Regions from separate parts of the Homo sapiens genome. Here region 1 is linked to region 2. A link is a loop called in an ENCODE intact Hi-C map of the cell type or tissue named here. Cell type or tissue: GM12878. All regions are shown on one strand. Links, peaks and the distances in the headings refer to the core of each region. The heading gives the core; the rest is flanking DNA. Region 1 overlaps SLC25A15 (solute carrier family 25 member 15). Region 2 has its middle 99 kb from the start of MIR621.

The links. Peaks named below come from ENCODE experiments on the same cell type or tissue, not always from the same donor. Only the 100,000 strongest peaks of a DNase experiment are listed, where the experiment ranks them.
Region 1: it touches region 2 in a loop (2.1-fold over the local background); 1 of 110 quality-filtered maps calls a loop at or near these places.

The regions. Positions count from the first base shown.
Region 1 is chr13:40,811,619-40,822,208 of GRCh38, forward strand. It overlaps SLC25A15 (solute carrier family 25 member 15), which reads left to right. Exons shown (of 7, transcript NM_014252.4): 7 at 1-842. It also overlaps the pseudogene TPTE2P5. Among named protein-coding and RNA genes, the nearest start is that of MIR621, 6.1 kb to the left of the region's middle. In GM12878, for the core only: a CTCF peak has its summit at 2,767 (motif pointing left); no DNase peak of the experiment used is centred there.
Region 2 is chr13:40,904,206-40,914,795 of GRCh38, forward strand. It overlaps the pseudogene TPTE2P5 and the pseudogene SUGT1P3. Among named protein-coding and RNA genes, the nearest start is that of MIR621, 99 kb to the left of the region's middle. RefSeq lists an enhancer at 7,277-7,984. In GM12878, for the core only: no CTCF peak of the experiment used is centred there; a DNase peak (open chromatin) is centred at 6,446.

The DNA of each region.
Region 1 (10,590 bases), core at 1,789-4,288, 96 kb before region 2:
AGCTGTTCTTTGGCCATATGGTATAAGAGGATCATTCTTGTCACTACTTAAGTTAGCCTCATCATTTTGTGCTGCTCCAACACCAGCAGGGTATCTCCCAATAAAGTGTTCCTAAGCAGCCTGTATACTGAGTGCAAGCAGGCTATCAATTTTAATAATAGTCCATACCATGTATGTGTTTCTGTCAGCAGAATGTACATGTTGTACAAAACCTCCAGGTTCCTTAAGCTTTTTGCTGTCCATGAATCCTCTGTGGCAACTGTAATCACAGAGCCAGAAGCCAGAGGGCCAGGGATATGAGAGGCTGACAAACATCAGGGGACATCTGGGGAGGAGATCCCTGTCATGTCTCTTGTGCCATGGAGCTATTATGGCTGGTCTTCCATTTGCTTTTTCTTTAAGTGAAAACCATTTTTCTACTTTGCTTTTCTCTCCATACTTAAATGGTCAGTAGCTACTGAGTGGTGCTTTATCTGAATAGGCCTGGATCGAAGTAAAATAGAAATGGGACTGGCTTTCCACAGGAAGTAAACTGCTTCAGAGCCCACAGTCCCCTGCTCAGTGTCCGGAAAGAAGTCAGTCATCCCTGTTGGCAGTAAATCTTCCCACAGGCCGTCCATTAGAGATTTAACTAGATATGTTCAATAGAAAGAGTCTGAGGCAAGTGGAAATGAGGAACGGAAACTTAGGTTGGGAGAATATTTTTTTTTTATTCATTCTGTTTGCTTAATTCAGAGTACAGTTTGTGCTATTTCATATCTGTACTCCAGGCAGAAATATAACTTGAAAATACTGTGTCTAAAGAAATTTCAGTGTTCTATCATTAAATTATTTACTTAATATTTGAGTCTGATGAATTTCATTGAAGTTCTTTACATCCATGTTGGGAAACAACTGTCAGGAATGTTAAAGAGTTATGTATAGTAGTGTTTCAAGGCAGTGGTTTTATTGCAACAAGCATTGTTTTCTGTCAGCAAGACACCTCATGTAAAATAATTTCACCATAGGTAAGGTGACAAAAATATTTCTATGCTCTGAAGTTATGGAACTTGGCTCACTAGAATTACTTTCTCCCTCCACCTCTTTCCCTCTATTTTAAAAAATAGTTAAACTGTCTGCTTTTAAGTTTTGGATGATTCCATTCCAAGTTACTAAATTCTACTTAAGAAAACAAGTATCTGAAGTGCCAAGATGGCTGACTAGAAGCAGCTAGTGTGCGCAGCCTTCACAAGAGGAGACAGAGTGGTGAGTGAACACAAGCTCTTCAGGTTGATCATCCAGCAGGCTGTGTTGGGATTCATCAGGGAAGCTGTGGTGAGTCATGGAGAGCATAGGGGAGTAAGGAAGGACAGCTGTCCACCTGGGATTGGTGCAGAGCAAGGGGAGGCTCCCTACAGCAGGGAAAGTGTGAGTGAGTGAAGGCTCCTGGGGACTCACACTTCTGCCATGGACCTTGGCAATCCCCAGGCACAGGAGATCCTCCATGACTCCACCTGCCCTCCCCCCCCCCCCCCCCCACCCACACACACACACACCCTGGGGTTCTAGACTGACACAGAGAGCTGCTTGGAGTCTGGGCAGAGCCACTGCTCAAGCCAATGTGGATCCCTGAGCTGCTATGGCCCCGGCTGCCATAGTCCGGCCAACAAGGTAGGCCAGGCTCTCTCGTGTGCCCCTAGGATAGGGGCCATATCCATGGTGCTGAGGAGCGGACAGATTGCAGGCCTCACTTCCACTGCACCTTGCCAGGCAAGGCCCACTGGCCTGGGCCTCCATCGCAGCCATGCTACCCACTACCTGAGCACTCCAGCTAGTCACAGCCCTCATTTCTCTGGGATGGAGCTCCCAGAAGTAACCAACAGGCCCTCTGCCCTGCCGTAGCCTGTGCCCCTGCTGCCCTCAGGCTGGAGAGGGAGCAAAAAGCCCAATAGCGGTCATGGGCCTCCAGCCTGCTATAGCTGACATATGGAAAGGCAGCCCAGACTGTTTTCCACGAGTCCCTGGCCCTGCTGCTCACTGGGCAGGGTGCCTCCTGGCTTGGGCCCCCAGCACAGCTCCTGCCTGATCAGTTGGTGGTGGCTCTGTGTTTCTCTGGGATGGAGGTCCCAGAAACAACTGACAGGCCTCTGCCATTGCTGCCACCACAGTACCTGCCCTTGCTTCCCCCAGGCTAGGGAGGGAACAAAGGGCCTGATTACTTTGTCAGCATTCTACAGAGAGGAGGCCAGACTGTCTTCCGGGTTGAGTTGCCTGACCTCCCTGCTCTTCAGGCAGGGCCCCCAGCTTGGGCCCAGCAGCACAGCTGCCCCAACCCTAAGCTGAGGAGGGAACAAAAAGCCTGAGCTTGCACTGGGGCTGCAGTGTGGCAGCTTGGAAGTGCCAAGGCGAGATCTGTAGCAGGCACTAGAGCAGGAGAGGAGCCCACACTCTCAGAGTACTGAGAGTGCTGAGTTACATGAACCTGTGGGCTACCACAGCAGTGGGCATGCCTCCCTATGCAGGGCCAGCTGTCTGGAAAAGGGATGGCCTATCTCCCTACCTCAGCCTCTGCCTGAGGGAGTGCACCTGACAAAAGAAACACGGGCACAGTGCCATTGGTTGGAAGGGGCTCCCCCAGGGCCCAGGAGCGGACCTGATGAGGTGGTCACCTCTCTTCCCACCGCACCACAGAGCACAGCCAGAAACACCAGGAAATCCAAAGGAGCAAAGTGGCTAAGATCTGTCTACCGACCATTACTCCTAAGCGCCATCTACTGGAATTCAGTAGATGTAGCAAACTACAAAAATAGTTTGCTAATATACCTTCCTGTAAAACCAAGGTAAGAATTCAACCACAAATGCACAGAGCCTTGGCCCTCAGAAAACATGAAGAAATTCAGCCAACTGACTGTACTCAACTTACACCACAGTTAAAAGAATACCAACCCTCAGATGAGAAAGAATCAGCACAAGAACTCTGGCAATTCAAAGAGCCAGAGTGTCCCCTTACCTCCAAATGAGTCCACTAGCTCCCTAGCAGTGGTTCTTAACCAGTTGGAAATGGCTGAAATGACAGATGTAGAATACAGGATCTGGATGCCAAGGAGGCTCATCAATATTCAGAAGAAAGCTGAAAACTAATCCAAGGATTCCAGTAAAGTGATCCAAGAGCTGAAAGATGAAATAGCCATTTTAAGAAAGAACCAAACTGAACTTCGATAGCTGAAAAATTCACTATAAGAATTTTATAATACAATTGGAAGTATTAACAGCAGAACAGACCAAGCTGAGGAAAGAATCTCAGCGCTCTTCTAAACAACTCAGACAAAAATAAAAAAAGAATTTAAAAAAATGAGCAAAACTTCTGAGAAATAGTGGATTATGTAAAGAGACCAAGTCTATGACTCATTGGCATTCCTGAGAGAAAAGAAGAGAGAATAAACAACTTGGAAAATATATTTGAGGATACAGTTTATGTAACTTTCTCTAATCTTGTTAGAAAGGTTGACATGCAAATCCAGGAAATACAGAGAACCCAAGATAGGTACTATATAAGATGGTCATCTTCAAGGCACATAGTCATCAGATTCACCAAGGTCAATGGAAAAGGAAAAAATCTTAAAAGAAGCAGAAGAGAAGAGCCAGGTTATGTACATGGGGAAGCCCATCAGGCTAGCAGCAGACTTTTCAGCAGAAACCTTACAAGCCAGAAGAGATTGGGGAATCTGCTTTCAGTCTCCTTAAAGAAAATAAATTCCAATTAAGAATTTCATATCCCACCAAAAAGCTTCATAAGTGATGAAGAAATAAAATGCTCAGAGAAACAAACACTGAGGGAATTCATTTCAACTAGACCAGCCTTATAAGAGATCCTTTAGAAAGTGCTAAACGTGGAATTGAAAGAACCTGCTACCACAAAAACACATTTAAGCACATAGCTCATAGGCAACACAGAGCAACCACACAAACAAGTCGATAAAACAACCAGCTAACAACATGATGACAGGATGAAAATCACATGTCAGTACTAACCCTGAATGTAAATGGGCTAAACTCCCCACTTAAAAGGCAAAAAGTGACAGGCTGGATCAAAAGACAAGACTCAATCATCTGCTGTCTTCAAGAAACCCACCTCACTCCTAATGACATCCACAGGCTGAAAGTAAAGGGATGAAGAAAGATCTATCATGCAAATGGAAAACAAAAAAGAGCAGGAGTCACTATTCTTATGTTAGATGAAACATTTTTAACCAATAAAAATTAAGGACAAAGAAGGGCATTATAGAATGTTAAAGGACACAGTCCAATCAGAAGACCTAGCCTAAATATGTACACACCCAATACTGGAGCACCCAAATTCATAAAACAAGTTTTTCTCGGCCTACAAAAAGATTTAGAGAACCACACAATAATAGCAGGAGACTTCAACACCCCACGGACAGCAATAGACAGATCACTGAGGTAGAAAACTAACAAACTCTGTACTTACACTTGACAGTTGACCAATTGGACTTGATAGGCACCTACAGAACACTTTATCCAATAAACACAGAAGATAACATTCTCATGTGCACACAGAACATATTCTAAGATCAACCATGTTTGGCCATAAAGCAAGCCTCATTAAATTCAAAAAGTTTGATATGACACCAACCACACACACTGACCACAGTGCGACAAAAATAGAAATCAGTATCAAGAAGATCTTTCAAAAATACATAAATACATGGAAATTAAATAATTTGCTTCTGAATAACTCCTGGGGTGAACATTTAAATTAAGGCAGAAATAAAAAAATTCAAATTAATGAAAGTAGGGACACAACATATCAGAATCTCTGGGATACAGCTAAAGCAGTGTTAAGAGGAAAGTTTATAGCACTAAATGCCTTCATCAAGAAGTTAGAAATATCTCAAATTAACATCCCTACTTTGCATTTAAGGGAACTAGAAAAAAAAGAATAAATGAACCCCAAAGCTGGCAGAAGAGAAATTAGAGAACCACTAAATGAAGTGCTTTTTGAGGTGCTGTTTTGTTTTTGAGTCTAGATGCAAAAATCTACACAAAAGATCAATGAAACCAATAATTAGTTTTTCAAAAAATAAGATTGATAGGCTGATAGCTAAACAAAGAGCCAAATAAGTACAGTCATAAATAACAAATATGACATTACAATCAATCCCACAGAAATACAAAAGATCCTCAGAGAACAGTATAAACAACTCTATGTACACAGATTAGATCATCTAGAGGAAATGGATAGGCCAGGCATGGTGGCTCACGCCTGCAATCCTAGCACTTTGGGAGCCCTAGGTGGGTGGATCACGAGGCCAGGGGTTCAAGACCCGCCTGGCCAACATAGTGAAACCCCGTCTCTACTAAAAATATGAAAAATTAGCTGGGCGTGGTGGCGGGCGCCTGTAATACCAGCTACTTGGGAGGCTGAGGCAGAATCACTTTTACCCAGGAGGCAAAGGTTGCAGTGAGCTGAGATCACGCCACTGCACTCCAGCCTGGGTGACAGTGTGAGACTCCATCTCGAAAAAAAAAAAAAAAAAGTAAATGGATAAATTCCTGGAAACATAAAATCTCCCAAGATTGAATCAGAAAGAGATTGAAACCTTGAATAGACAAATATTGATTTCTGAAATCAAATCATTAATAAAAAATCTACCAACAAGGAAAAGCCCTGGACCAGATGGAGCCACAGCTGAATTCTACCAGATGTACAAAGAACTGGTACTGGTTCTAGTGAAACTATTCCAAAGAATTGAGGATGAGGGGCGCCTCCCTAACTCATTCTATGAAGCCATCATCAGCCTAATACCAAAATCTGGCAGAGACACACACAAAAAGAAAACTTCAGGCCAATTACTCTGATGAACATAGACACAAAAATTCTATATAAAATACTAGGAAACAGAATCCAGCAGCACATCAATAAGTTAATACACCGCAATCAAGAAGGCTTCAGTCCAAGGATGCAAGGCTGGTTCAACATACGCAAATCAATAAATGTGATTCACCACATAAACAGAACTAAAAGCAAAAACCATATGATCATCTCGATAGATGCAGAAACAGCTTTTGATAAAATCCAATATCCCTTCACATTAAACACCTCAACAGATTAGGTATCAAAGGAACATACCTCAAAATAATAAGAGCCATCTATGACAAACCCACAGCCACCAAACTACTGCATGGGCAAAAGCTGGAACCAATCCCATGAGACATGGAACAAGGCAATCATGCCCTCTCTCCCCAATCCTATTCAGCATAGTACTGGAAGTCCTACCCAGAGCACTCAGGCAGGAGAAAGAAAGAAAGGCATCCAAATAGGAAAAAGAAAGAGTCTAACTATCTCTCTTTGCTGATGATATGATTCTATATCCAGAAAACCCTGAAGACTCTGCCAAAAGGCTACTAGAACTGATAAACAACTTTAGCAGAGTTTCAGGATAAAAAATCAATGTACAAAAACAGCATTTCTGTACACCAATAATGTCCAGGTTGAAAGTCAGATCAAGAACAGAATCCCATTTACAATAGCCGTAAAGAAAATGTAATACCTAGGAGTACAGCTAACAAAGGATGTGAAGGATCTCTACAAGAACCACAAAACACTGCTGAAAGAAATCAGAGATAACACAATTAAATAGAAAAACATTCCATGCTCATGGATTGGAAGAATCAGTATCATTCAAATGGCCATACTACCCAAAGCAGTTTACAGATTCAGTGCTATTTCTATCAAACTACCAATGCCATTCTTCACAGAATTAGCAAAATGTATTCTAAAATTCATATGAAACCAAAAGAGAGCCTGAATAGCCAAAGTAGATCTGAGCAAAAAGGGCAAAGCCAGAGGCTTCAAACTAAAATGCTATAGTAGCCAAAACAGCATGGTACTGGTACAAAAGCAGACACACAGACCAATGGAACAGAATAGAAAACCCAGAATAAAGCCTTACACTTACAACCATATGATCTTTGACAAGGCTGACAAAAACAAGCAATGGGGGAAGGACTCCCTATTCAATAAATGGTGCTGGAGTAACTGGCTAGCTATATGCAGAATAATGATACTGGACCCATACCTTTCATCATATACAAAAATTAACTGGAGATAGATTAAAGATTTAAATTTAAGACCTCAAATGATAAAAATCCTAGAAGAAAACCTCAAAAATACCCTTCTTGACATTGGCCTTGGCAAAGAATTTTTAACTAAGTCCCCAAAAGCAATTGCAATAAAAACAAAGATTGACAAGTGGGACCTAAAAAAACTTAAAGAGTTTCTGCACAGCAAGAGCAATGATTGACAGAGTAAACAGACAACCTACGGAACAGGAGAAAACATTTGCAAACTATGCATCAAAGGTCTAATATCCAGAATCTATAAGGAATTTACAGAAAATCAACACGCAGAAACCAAATAACCCCATTAAAAAATGGGGAAAGTACCTGAACACACACTTCCGAAAAGAAGACATGCAAGTGACCAATGAACATATGAAAAAATGCTTCACATCACTAATGGTCAGAGAAGCGCAAATCAAAACCACAATGAGATACCCTCTCACCTAGTCAGAATGGCTATTAATAAAAAGTCAAAAACGACAGATGCTGGCAAGGCTGCAGAGAAAAGGGAATGTTTATACACTGTTGGTGGGCATGTAAATTAGTTCAGCCACTGTGGAAAGCAGTCTGGAGATTTCTCAAATAACTTAAAACAGAGCTACTATTTGACCCAGTAATCCCATTATTGGGTATATGCCCAATGGAAAAAAGATCATTCTACCAAAAGACACGCACAATGTGCTATTTACAATAGCAAAGATATGGGAGCTGTGCTATTCACAATAGCAAAGATATGGAATCAACCTAGGTGCCCATCAGTGGTGGGCTGGATAGAGAAAATGGTACATACAAACGATGGAATTCTATGCAGCCATAAAAATGTGTGAAATCATGTCTTTTGCAGCAACACAGATGGAGCTGGAGGCCATTATCCTAAGCAAATTAATAAAGGGACAGAAAACCAAATACCACGTGTTCTCACTTATGAGAGCTAAACAACAGGTACTCTTGGACATAAAGATGTGAACAACAGACATTGTGGACTACTAGAGGGGGATGGAGGGAGAGGGGTGCAGGTTGAAAAACTACCTATTGGGTACTATGCTTACTACCAGGGTGCAATATACTGATGTGACAAACTTGCACACATACCCCCATATTTAAAATTGAAGTTAGTTTTAAAACATGAGTATCATTCTGATATAAGTTTCTTGAGTTGTTCAAATAATCATTCATTTTGCATTCTGAGAAAGCAATGCCCAAAGAGGTCTTAAACAAGTTTTCTTTGAATAAGCAAAAGCAGAATAGTGTAACAACTCATAATTTCCAGAAATTTTGGTGGGTCTTGGAGGTTTGGGGAAGAGAAACATTAATGGTAACCTCCTTATTTCAAAAAGTGAAATTCTTAAAATGAAAAAGGGGGTTTCCTTCCTTCCTGTATTGCTAGTATTGAAAAAGACAGATCTTACTCTTCCCTGAGCCAGCTAAGTATTTTCCTCCCTATTCACCTAAACCCAGGACATAATCTGCCCTCTGTAGATTACTGCTGTGTGAATTTTAAACGAAATAGTCCTATGTTGTGCCTATACATGTTTCTGTAATATGGATGGCAGGGTATAATATTAATAATCATAACATGAAGGGAATTTGAAAGCATGTTGTATGATCTTTTTTTCAAAGGGGGAACCAGATTAGCGGTAGTAAAAAACAAAAGCCTTTAGTTGGGCTGCTGCACAGGCAGTTGGAACCTTTTTTGGAATATTTAGAGGAGAAAAAATCACCTGCAGCTAGGCTGCTCACCAGCCTCATGGAGCTCTTCGCTCCTGGCAGGTTGCTGCCTTCCATGCCCACCATGGCTCGGGGCTCTACTCTCATCTGTGCCACTCTGGTACCCGCAGCTCTTACATAAAGTATTCTATTTCCACTCAAAAATAAAAAAGCTCCTATGGCAACCTCCAGACATTGAGCTGCTGATGTGGGTGGTCCGAGTGGTTAGTGTGTTGGTTACAAAGTTGTTATGCTGGAGTGGTTTGTCTTGAACTCTCAAACCCTATATTTTCATGAACCGCTTCTTTTTTTAGTGTTTTCTGTAGAGTGCAAGGTTTTTCAGGAATAGTATATCGTGTTTTAGCAGTTACCCTTGTCTTATTAGTTGCTACCTTTCATTTCCTGATGAATTCATCTTGGTTTAGATTGTTGAGAGCCTTGCCAATAAAAGGAAAATCATTCGAATAAGAATAATTTCTATGAAGCCAAAATATAACATTTTTCAAGGACAATCATGGCCTGAAGATACAGTGGCAATGAAGGTACTTTGAATAAAGTAACACCCACGGGCTGGGCATGGTGGTTCATGCCTGTAACCCCAACACTTTGGGAGGCTGAGGCAGGCAGATTGCTTGAGTTCAGGAATTCGAGACCAACCTGGGCAACATGTCAAAACTTCATCTCTAAAAATACAAAAAAATTATCCAGGTGTGGTGGCGTGCGCCTATAGTCCCAGCTACTCGGGAGGCTGGAGGTGGGAGAATCACCTCAGCCTGGGAGGTCGAGGCTGCAGTGAACCAACATCACACCACTGCACTCCAGTCTCGACAACCAGAGTGAGACCCTGTCTCAAAAAAAAAAAAAATAAAATAAAAAATTTGTTTTAAAAAACTAGCACCCAGCACCAAAGAGGAAATAATAATGATTTCCCATAGACATAAGGCTAACCAGTGTTTATAATGAAAAGATTACCTCCCTTCAGAGTTCCCCCAGGCTTAGGTGAAGTTGGTTGTGAGCAGGAGTAGCGGATTTCAAAATAATACACCTAGATTACTCTAAGAATAAATATTTCTTTTGATTCACTTACAATTTTATGCAAAAGCAGAAGTTACTGAAGATTATTTATCCTCCATATTTACCACGGTCTTCTTACCCCAACACCCATGTCTGTGTGTAATTAAAGGAAGCTTGTTAAGTAAGCTACCCATTTAGTGCTTGGAATGAGAGAAGAGTGTGCGTTGGGAATTGGGGGACTGCTCGTGTGAAACATTTCTCTCTTCTGGGTTTAAAACTTAGTCTTTGCTGCCAATCTGTTAACAGTTTGTAAATGAAGTAGAAGAAAAAAATATAAATTAGCTTTCTAATAAATCTGAAATTACATATGTGAAACAAAGCAGGGAATAAATACTTGACCAAAAGTATGTAAGTAAGTGGGTGTTGGGGAATCACAATTTTTAAATACCTCAATTATTTTGATATGAAAGTTCTATTTCAAAGTTCTTCAAAATGATGCCTAATGTTCCTGCATACTGTGTTCCAAATTTATATAAATACAAGATGGAAACTATGAAGCATATGCCTTCAAAAAAGAAAAAAAAATCCTGACATTTTATCTATATCTACTTAATAGATTTATCAAGAACATATGTAAACATATGTAAACATGTTTTATATATATGTAAACATATATAAATATAGATATATCATCAAGGAAGATTTAGAACATATAACTATGTGGCAGGGGTTGGAAACAACATAATT
Region 2 (10,590 bases), core at 5,432-7,931:
CTTTATCTGGGAACCCTAACTGAGGCACATACAAAAATACAAATAAGACATGCTTCTTATCCTCAAAGACTTACATAGGCACGAGGGATATGAAATGTATATATAAACGAGCTACTATACAAGGAAGAAAAGTAGTTACTTACATTAAAGAGGAAAGGGGAAGAAAAGGCAAATTGAGAACATAGTAAGTAGGATTGAAGAATGGTTAAAATCAACAAATGCAAATTCAAAACAGAAAAAAGAATGAGAGATGAGAGTGCTTAATTACATCCTCAACTCTAGCCACACAGATCTATGTATTTACCACACATGCTATTCTTCCACCAGTATATGAGATGGCTCAGTAATACAAGTTCTTAAGTCATTTATCATTTATTCACAATGTAATTTACTTCAAATGGACCTGCATTAGCAATCTCTTGATAGACATAAACCAAAAAAATCAAATTCATAACTTTCAGAACTATATCCCTTTCAAATCTACCTAGAGTTTTGTGCTTAATTACTCAAAATTATTTTATTAAGCAAATTCTACACTATGTGGATAGGACCAGGGACAGACCAAAATCCTGATAAGGGCCGAGCATCGTGGCTCATGCCTATAATTTCAGCACTTTGGGAGGCCAAGGTGGGTGGATCACCTAAGGTCAGGAGTTTGAGACCAGCCTGGCCAACATGGTGAAACCCCATCTCTACTAAAAATACAAAAATTAGCCAGGCGTGGTGGCATGTGCCCATAACCCCAGCTACTCAGGAGGCTGAGGCAGGAGAACTGCTTGAACCCGGGAGGTGGAGGTTGCAGTGAGCTGAGATCGTGCCACTGTACTCCAGCCTGGGCAACAAGAACAAAACTCTGTCTCAAAAAAAAAAAAAAAATCTTGATAAGATTTCATCTCTTTTCTCACTTTCTATTGTCCCAAGAGCTAGTTCATAAATCTGCCTCATAATTAACCAGCTCTGTTATTGACAATCTTTAAATAAATAAATAGGCAGATCCTTTTTAGCTAGATGCAAAAAACTACTTCACTTTGCACTTCCTGCTCCAACCCTCTGAACCTGTCTCCTTTCTGAAGGCCCAGTTACCATTCTCCATGACACAGACCAACCTGATCCTATTCCACAATAGGAAATTTCACATGTCCTTAGAACTTCAAGTTAATAAATAGTAACACAGTATGCTACATGACTTTGTATAAAGAAGGAGTACTGGCCAAGCGCCGTGGTCCACACCTGTAATCCCAGCGCTTTGGGAGGCCAAGGCAAGTGGATCACTTTAGGTCAGGAGTTTGAGACCAGCCTGGCCAACAATGGTGAAATCCCATCTCTGCTAAAAATATATAAATCAGCCGGGCATGGTGGTGGGCTCCTGTAGCCCCAGCTACTCAGAAGGCTGAGGCAGGAGAATTTCTTGATCCCAGGAGGTAGAGGTTGCAGTGAGCTGGGGTTGCACCACTGTACTCCAGCCTGGACAACAGAGCAAGACTCTGTCTCAAAAATAAATAAATAAATAAAACACAAAAAAGGAGTAGTAATGGAAAAAGCCTACCTATACCATTTATTCTCATTAACTGATTTATCATTATACCTTCATATAATTTTACAGCTGAAAGGACTCCAGAGCTCATTTGGTCCACGGACTTCCTTTCAAAGGTACTGAAAATTTAGTCATAGTCATTTTGTGCCTAGACTAAATTCACGGGGCAAGCAAAGATCCAGAGTCAGATTTCTTGGTTTTCAGTTCACTACTTTTCTTACTAAACTATTATCTACATTTTTTTTTTAATTGAGGCAGAGTCTCACTCTGTTACCCAGGCTGGAGTGCACTGGCATGATCTCGGCTCACTGCAACCTCTGTCTCCCGGGCTCAAGTGATTCTTCTGCTTCAGCCTCCCGAGTAGCTGGGATTACAGGTACACACCACCACGCCCAGCTAATTCTTATATTTTTAGTAGAGATGGGGTTTCACCATGTTGGGTAGGCTGGTCTCTAACTCCTGACCTCAGGTGATCCACCCAACTCGGTCTCCCAAAGTGCTGGGATTACAGGCATGAGCCACTGTGCCTGGCTATTATCTACATATTTTGAGTGATAGTTAAATATTATCTGAATATTAATTCTATTGTATATCTTTTATTTCATTTTGAAAATATAAAGGAATCTAAAACTTACTTAAACTGTAATTTAAATTATTCATTGTTCCCTCATAATAAAGTAACATAAAATTCAGCTTAATTAAAAAACAAAACAAAAAAAGCAGATTTGTCTTTATAGTAGTTTGTACTTTTTTTTTTTTTTTGAGATGGAGTCTTGCTCTGTTGCCCAGACTAGAGTGCAGTGGCATGATTTTAGATCACTGCAACCTCCACTTCCCAGGCTTCAGGGATTCTCCCACCTCAACTTCCTGAGTAGCTGGGATTACAGGCACCCACCACCACACCTGGCTAATTTTTGTATTTTTAGTAGAGACAGGGTTTTCACTATATTGGCCAGGCTGGTCTTGAACTCCTGACCTCAACTGATCCACCTGTGTCAGCCTCCCAAAGTGTTGGGATTACAGGTGTAAGTCACTGCACCCAGCCTAAAAAGTGTTTTAAAGAAATAGAATATATATTAGCAGGCTTGGTGGGGTGACATGCACCTGTAGTCCCAGCTACTTGGGAGGCTGAGGTAGGAAGACTGCTTGAGTCCAGGAGTTTGAGGCTGCAGTGAGCTATGATGGCACCACTGCACTCTAGCCTGTGTAACAAAGCAAGACCATGTCTTAAAAAAAAAAATTAAAAGTTACTTTTATTCAATTCTACCATAATTTTTAATAATTGAACAGACTCAAAGGTCTTCATGTCCAAAACAATAAACATTACACTGAATTAGGGATAAACATTTCCAATTTTCCTTAACTTTTGTCTTAGCCTATCATAAAAAGCCCTACAAGTGACTCAAACTGTTGGACCTAAATAAATGTAATTTATTTAGGTTTTAGTAAGGAACAGATAAATAATCATTTTGTTCATACTAAAACATACCAAATCAATTTTAACCACACAATTCATTGAAATAGCCCAATAAGTTTCATGACTAGAAACTTCTATATTTATCAAAAAATGATTTTATTTCACTTCCTAGAGGAACCAGTACTTAAATGGAATTGCTTAATATTTAACTGACAGAGAGCTCTTCCTGAGTCCTGATTTGGTACTTGAAATTTAATATAAGTAAATAAAAACATGAAGAATGAAAACTCTGGACTTAACATCTCAGATTCTGGGCCTACTAAAACATAAAAAGGAAGCATTTTCAGGTAACAATACATTTATAGGCAAAGGTATTTATATGATTTTTATTGCACAAACATACTGATTAAGCAAGCCAATTCTCCATACCTTTCAACTAAAGAAAAGTGGTTTCATTTTGCCTCCTGCATTCATTTTAGACTCCTTAGTGATTTCTTTTTTTGTGCCGGAGTCTCATTCTGTCACCCAGGCTGGAGTGCAGTGGCATGATCTCGGCTCACTGCAACCTCCGCCTCCTGGGTTCAAGCCATTCTCCTGCCTCAGCCTCCCATGTACCTGGGACTACAGGCATGCACCACCACGCCCACCTATTTTTTTAGTAGAGATGGGGTTTCACCATGTTGGCCAGGATGGTCTTGATCTCCTGACCTCGTGATCCGCCCACCTTAGCCTCCCAAAGTGCTGGGATTACAGGTGTGAGCCACCATGCCCAGCCTAGACTCCTTAGTAATTTCTTACTGATATGCCATACAAGCAAATCCACCCAAATCTCCTTTTCAACATAAGAAGCTAGGCAAAACCAGTGTATTTTTGGAAGTCTATATTTAAGGAAACATGTATTATTTAAAATAAATTATAAAGGTAAAAACAAATTTGCTTAAACCAAAAAATTTCAAGTGCTTACTTCTTTTTAAATTGAAATACCATGGGAGACCTACATACCATTCTGAGCTTCTTGACACCTTTTAATTCAGTCACTGAAATTAAAATCTGCACCTAGAAAGAAAAAAACTATCACATCACTCATCTGCACAACCTATTAATCAACAAATAATTATTAAATACCTACTGCATCCCAGGCACTGTTCTTGGCACTGGGGAGTCAGCAGTGAATAAAACCTGTCTTAACAGAACTTAATTGCAAACTCTGTTATAGCTATGAATATACCAACAGTTTAACATTTAGTTGTTCATCCTGAAACATTTTGATTTTTTTAAATTAATTTTAACTATAGTCAACCTTACTAATTTCACAGATATAAATAATGCAAATTTCCCTCAACCCCTTTGCCCTTAGAGAAGCTTCCTCATACACACAACAAAGTCAGAACTAAATCAGACTCCCAATATGCCATTAGTTAGGTTGGGGAGGAGGCTTGGTAACTGAGAGCTGAGTTGAGGTCCCTAAGCCTTTCCCAGCCCCAGCTTGCTCTTCAATGCAGCTACCTATTCAGTCTACTATTCTCTCAGTGGCTTTATCTGTTACCATGCCTTTCCTACCAACACCGAGAAGCATCTTTAAATTCTGTGAAGTTTTGTCATATCTCCAAGTTACAGGGCAGTTGAGAGGCTACAGGTGATAAATTTTATGCTTACAGATAATAGTGTAAATGTATCCATAAACAAATTTTTCATTTCTGGGGACACAGAACAATGACTACATTTAAACACAGTGCATAGTAAAATATGTAACTGCAGGCAAGAGCAATCTGGAAATTTTAAATTAAAAATTTCTTAAAACAAAATTTTCTAATTTACTAATTTATAAAAGAAATATAACTACATGGGCCTTAATAAAAAATGTAAATACACTCTCACACACACCATATTCTAGAGAAGAACTATTACATCAAAATCCTAGCTTTGAATAACTTATTATTTTAAATAATCAGTAACTAAAACCAAGCAATCTATCACACAGAGAGGGGAAAAGGTAATATTCTGAGTTATAAATGTTTTACCCTGTCTGATAAAAATAGAAGCATAAAAGTTTAACTTAAATTTTTCCTGGATTTAAATTTATAGATAAATTTGTTTTTCAGTGAAATATCCTTAATAGCAATTTTACCAAGGAGGCCTTCTTCTGAAGGCCACCTCTGAAATAATTAGAGAATAAATGTCAATGGCATGATATTAAGATATTATTCGGGTGGGCACAGTGGCTCATGTCTGTAATCTCAGCACTTTGGAAGGCTGAGGCGGGCGGATCACAAGGTCAGGAGTTCAAGACCAGCCTGACCAATGTGGTGAAACCCTGTCTCTACTAAAGATATAAAAAATTAGCCGGGTGTGGTGGCATGCACCTGTAATCCCAGCTACTTGGGAGGCTGAGGCAGGAGAATCACTTGAACCCAGGAGGCAGAGGTTGCAGTGAGCTGAGATCGCACCATTGCACTCCAGGCTGGGCGAGACTCCGTGGAAAGAAATAAAGAAAAAAGAAAGAGAAAGGGAAGGAAGGAAGGAGAGAGAAAGAGAGAGAGAGAGAAAGAGAGAAAGACAAGAAAGAAAGAAAGGAAGGAAGGAAGGAAGGAAGGAAGGAAGGAAGGAAGGAAGAAAAGAAAGAAAGAAAGAAAGAAAAAGAAATTATTCATTCAAGAAAAGCATTTAGGGGCCAGATGCAGTGGCTCCTGTCTGTAATGCCAGCATTTTGGGAGGCCAAGGCAGTAGGATCACTTGAGGCCAGGAGTTCAGAGACCAGTCTGGGTAATGTAGCAAGACCTCATCTCTACAAAAAAATATTTAACGAATTAGCTCAGTGTGGTGACACATGCCTGTAGTCCCAGCTACTCAGGAGGCAGAGGCAGAAGGATGGCTTGAGCCCTGGAATTCAAGGCTGCAGTGAACTATGATGGTGCCATTGCACTCAAGCCTGGGTGACAGAGCAAGACTCTGTGCCCCCAGCCCCCAAAAAAAGAAAAAAAAGAAAGGAATTTAGGCAGGAAACTTTTCTATTGCTCTTAAAAGTAGTAGGGCCTAGACATGCAGAGGATGAGGCCAGGCACAATGGCTCACGCCTGTAACTCCAACACTTTGGGAGGCCGAGGCAGGCAGATCGCTTGAGCCCAGGAGTTCAAGACCAGGCTTTACAACATGGCAAAACCCTGTCTCTGCAAAAAAAAAAAAAAAAAAAAAAAAGCAAAAATTAGTCAGATGTGGTGGCACGTGCCTGTAGCCCCAGTTACTTGGGAGGCTGGGGTGGGTGGATCACCTGAACCCAGGAGGAGGAGGTTGCAATGACCCAAGTTCGCACTATTGTACTCCAGCCTGGGCAAGAGTGACACCTTGTCTCAAAAAAAAGAAAAAGAAAAAAGAAAATGTAGAGAATGGTATGACTCATGTTTTTTCAGGGTTTTCAAATATGTATCAAGGCACTAGATAACCTGACTCTAGAATTTGCTAAGAGTGTAGATATGCTGTCTTGCTGACTGAATAGCCCTATTATTCACATGCCAAAACTGAAACTGGGATAAGCAAATTTGAGAATAAGTCCTATCACCCAGACCTTTCCTTTCCTAATTTGTAGCTTCCATTTGTGTAATGAGGCCTAAAATCCTTTTTTGAACAGGTATACAGCAGAAAAGCAAACCTTTAAAGCAGTACAGAGTAAGAATTTAACAGATAATATGTAAGAGCAGAGTTTCTTAACTCAGCACTACTGACACTTTGAACTAGATACTTCTCTGTTGGGCAGCACTGTCCTGGGCATTATAGGATATTTAGTAGCACCCCTGGTTTATATTCATTACATGTCAGTAGCTCATCCCCTATCCAACATTCATGATAACCAAAAATCTTTCAAACATTGCCTAAAGTTTCCTGGGAAACAAAATTGTTTCCAGTTAAGAACCACTGCTTTAGAGAATTGTGATAAAATTCTATCATAACATAAAGATAAAATAATAGTACAAGTAGGATTATGTAGTCTACAATTTTCTGGGATTACTCACAACCTCTATCTTAGTATTTTTCCAATTTTAAAATTCTTGCTCTCACAATTTCTATATATGTCTAGATATCTACACTGCTGTGATAATCTTCATATATTCCCCTAAAAAATATAACATTAAAAACTCACAATACTCTCAAAACTCTGTGTTTCTTCTGTACCCTCTCATAATTTATCAAACTATACACTTCACTTCTCTATAAGTGTTAAGATTTCCCATCTCAGCATTCTGAATAACTTAAAATGAACAGACTTCTGACCAAGAAAGCAAATTAAATTTTCATTTCTCCATTAGAAAAAAACAAAGCCAGACTAAATAGAGAGAGCATGTTAAGTGTTTCCATATGGCTTTTTACTTCTAATGGTAAGTTTATCTGTGGTTTAAATGCTAAAAGGCTGATTTAACCAATTTTAAGTGATCCCATATCTGCAATCAATATGAAGTGTAATTAAGATGAGAAAAATAGGTATTGGGTTTCTGTAATTAACTTGAGATTAACATTAACAAAATTCAGCTTTGGTATTTCAGACAGAAATGGATAAGTTTATAAAACTACAATTTAATTCTTACTATCTAATTTTTGTCCTTCTATAAAAGTTTCTAGAGAAGCAGCATAGTTTTTTTTAATGGTATTCACATATCCTGCATGAACATATTTAAAACAAATTAACACACACACAAGATCTGGAAAATAGCCTTCTTTCTAAATAAAAACATTTAGTATTTTCTATTGTTGAAAGAAAAAATTTATTTTAAGCATATGTTAGTAAGCCAAGAGACTTTCTAAAATACTGTTAACATCTAGTATAATTTCCAGTAAAATTCAATTTTAGAACTTACTTCAGAAGGAATTTCACTTTAATTATACATACTTGCTTATTCCAAAATATAATTATACAAAGGAATTAAAGCAGTTTCTTACTTAAAGAATAAAGTTACACTTATCAACAGAAACAAGATGGGATATAAAGCACATAGATACAGAGCTTTCATAGCATTAAATGTAGCCTATTCAGCTTGGTTGAATAATAGGATGTTCACCAGTCAGTTAAATAGAGTAAATTCCAAATGATAAACAAAAAAGGAATGTGAAATGCATCAGTTTCATCTATACCCTGCAGTTATTTCAATCATCACTATTTTAAAATATATTAAGTATAGATCTCCTATCACATATTATGGTTAACAAAATAATAGAACTATAACTTTATATTTAAAATTGAATCATATCTCTGCTATAATATGTATAAATAATTTTACTACTTATAAAGCTTACAATGAACTCATTCAACAAATTAAACATCTATTATTTACAGTCCAAGCTCAACAAAAAGAGTAGCTATTGCATACCCTTTTCTCAGCACAGCAGTGGAATTATTTGGATTGAGTTCACGAGACTTCTTTACATCAGCAACAGCAACTATGTAGAAAAAGATGGGTTTTTGGCCAGGCATGGTGGCTCATGCCTGTAATCCCAGCACTTTGGGAGGCCAAGGCAGGTGGATCACGAGGTCAGCAGATCGAGACTAGTCTGGCTAACATGGTGAAACCCCGTCTCTACTAAAAAAAAAATACAAAAAATTAGCCGGGCATGGTGGCACGCGCCTGTAGTCCCAGCTACTCAGGAGGCTGAGGCAGGAGAATTACTTGAACCTGGGAGGCAGAGGTTGCAGTGAGCCAAGATTGTGCCACTGCACTCCAGTCTGGGTGACAGAGCAAGACTCCGTCTCAAAAAAAAAAAAAAGAAAGAAAGAAAAAGATGGGTTTTTCATCAGTTATTTACAGATTCTAGCAAATACAAACAGAATATGGATCAGTTTTAGATTTCTAAGTTTTCAAGTTGGTAGAAATGCCAGATGGTTTTAAATTTGGAAAAGCTAATCCAAGACAGAATTCAAATAAATGTTACTCTTGTACCTTCCTTTTGGCTGAACATTTAGCTTCCTTCCTAAAGCTCTTCAGTCAATGAATACAACTGTGTCACAAAATTCATCTCCTTTTCTCATTAGCATCATCTATGTAATTTGGCCAGGTGCAGTGGCTCACACCTGTAATCCCAGCACTCTGGGAGGCCAAGGTGGGCAGATCACCTGTGGTCAGGAGTTTGAGACCAGCCTGGCCAACATGGTGAAACCCCGTCTCTGCTAAAAATACAGAATTAGCCGGGCATGGTGGCATGTGCTTGTAGTCCCAGCTACCTGGGAGGCTGAGGCAGGAGAATCGCTTGAACCTGGAAGGCAGAGAGTGCAGTGAGCTGAGATCATGCCACTGCACTCCAGCCTAGGCAACAAGAGCAAAAATTCGTCTAAAAAAAAAAGTCTTCAGTTTTTCCCTATCCAGATTCTTCATCAGAATAATTTTTAAAGTTACACAATACAGAAATACATTTTTTTTTTAGTATAGATAGGGTCTTGCTCTGTTGTCCAGGCTGGACTCGAACTCCTGGGTTCATATGATCCTCCTGCTTTGGCCTCCCAAAGTGCTGGGATTATAGGAGTGAGCCACCATGCCTGGCCACATTCTTTTTTATAAAAAAAAAAATACAAAGAAGAGCATTTCATTTTAATACTCTGTCAAATAGTAAATATGATACTAATTCTTTATCAGCCTACCCAATAACTACGAATGAAATCTATATACATTATCCACCCACTGAGGAAAAAGAGACATCCATAAAATTTAAATAGGTGTTGTTCAACATGTCTGTCACACTTGAGCTACTTTACCTTGTATGAAAGACCAATTTAAAAATCCTCAAAGACAACCTTTATTTTATTTGATTAATTGGCCATGGGTAAAATGTATAAGTAACTTATTAAAAAGGGACAATATACTTTATAAGAAAAACTACCACAGTAATTCCCAAGAAGAATGTGACAATAAGCTCTTTGACAATAATATTGTGTATCATCTGGTTTCTGTTCCAAAGCCTTAGTCAGCTCCTACAAAAACAAACATGTTGGGTGTCAGTAAAAGTTTTTAAAAAGCCATCAAATTCTAATTAAAACATAATTTTTAAACAAATAACTTATCAGAAACTATTTGGAGGAAAGATAACAGGGATGTAATCTTGGAGTGTTTCCTCATAAGAGGATCTCCCCTTCTCCTGCCCTTCCTCCCAAAAGTAGACAATCTAATATAGCATCTCTGTACTGTAAAGCATTTAGGGGCTGAGCACAGTGGCTCACACCTGTAACCCCAGCACTTTGGGAGGCTGAGGCAGGTGGATCACCTGAGGTCAGGAGTTCAAGACCAGCCTGGCCAACATGGTGAAACCCTGTCTCTACTAAAAATACAAAAATTAGCCAGGCATGGTGGCGCACGCCTGCAATCCCAGCTACTTGGGAGGCTAAGGCAGGAGAATCGCTTGAACCTGGGAGGCGGAGGTTGCAGTGAGCCGAGAACATGCCACTGCACTCCAGCCTGGGTGATAAGAGTGATACTCCATCTCAAAAAAACAACAACAAAAATAGCATTTAGTTCCTGGCCTATGGAACTCAATAAATGGTAATTATTATCACCTCACATATTCTGAAGAGTTTAATTGATACATATTGACCATTACAGATTTTGTCCTTCTAATTTGGAGAAGATTCAGACATCATATAGAATTTGAGTTTCCTAGAAAATGT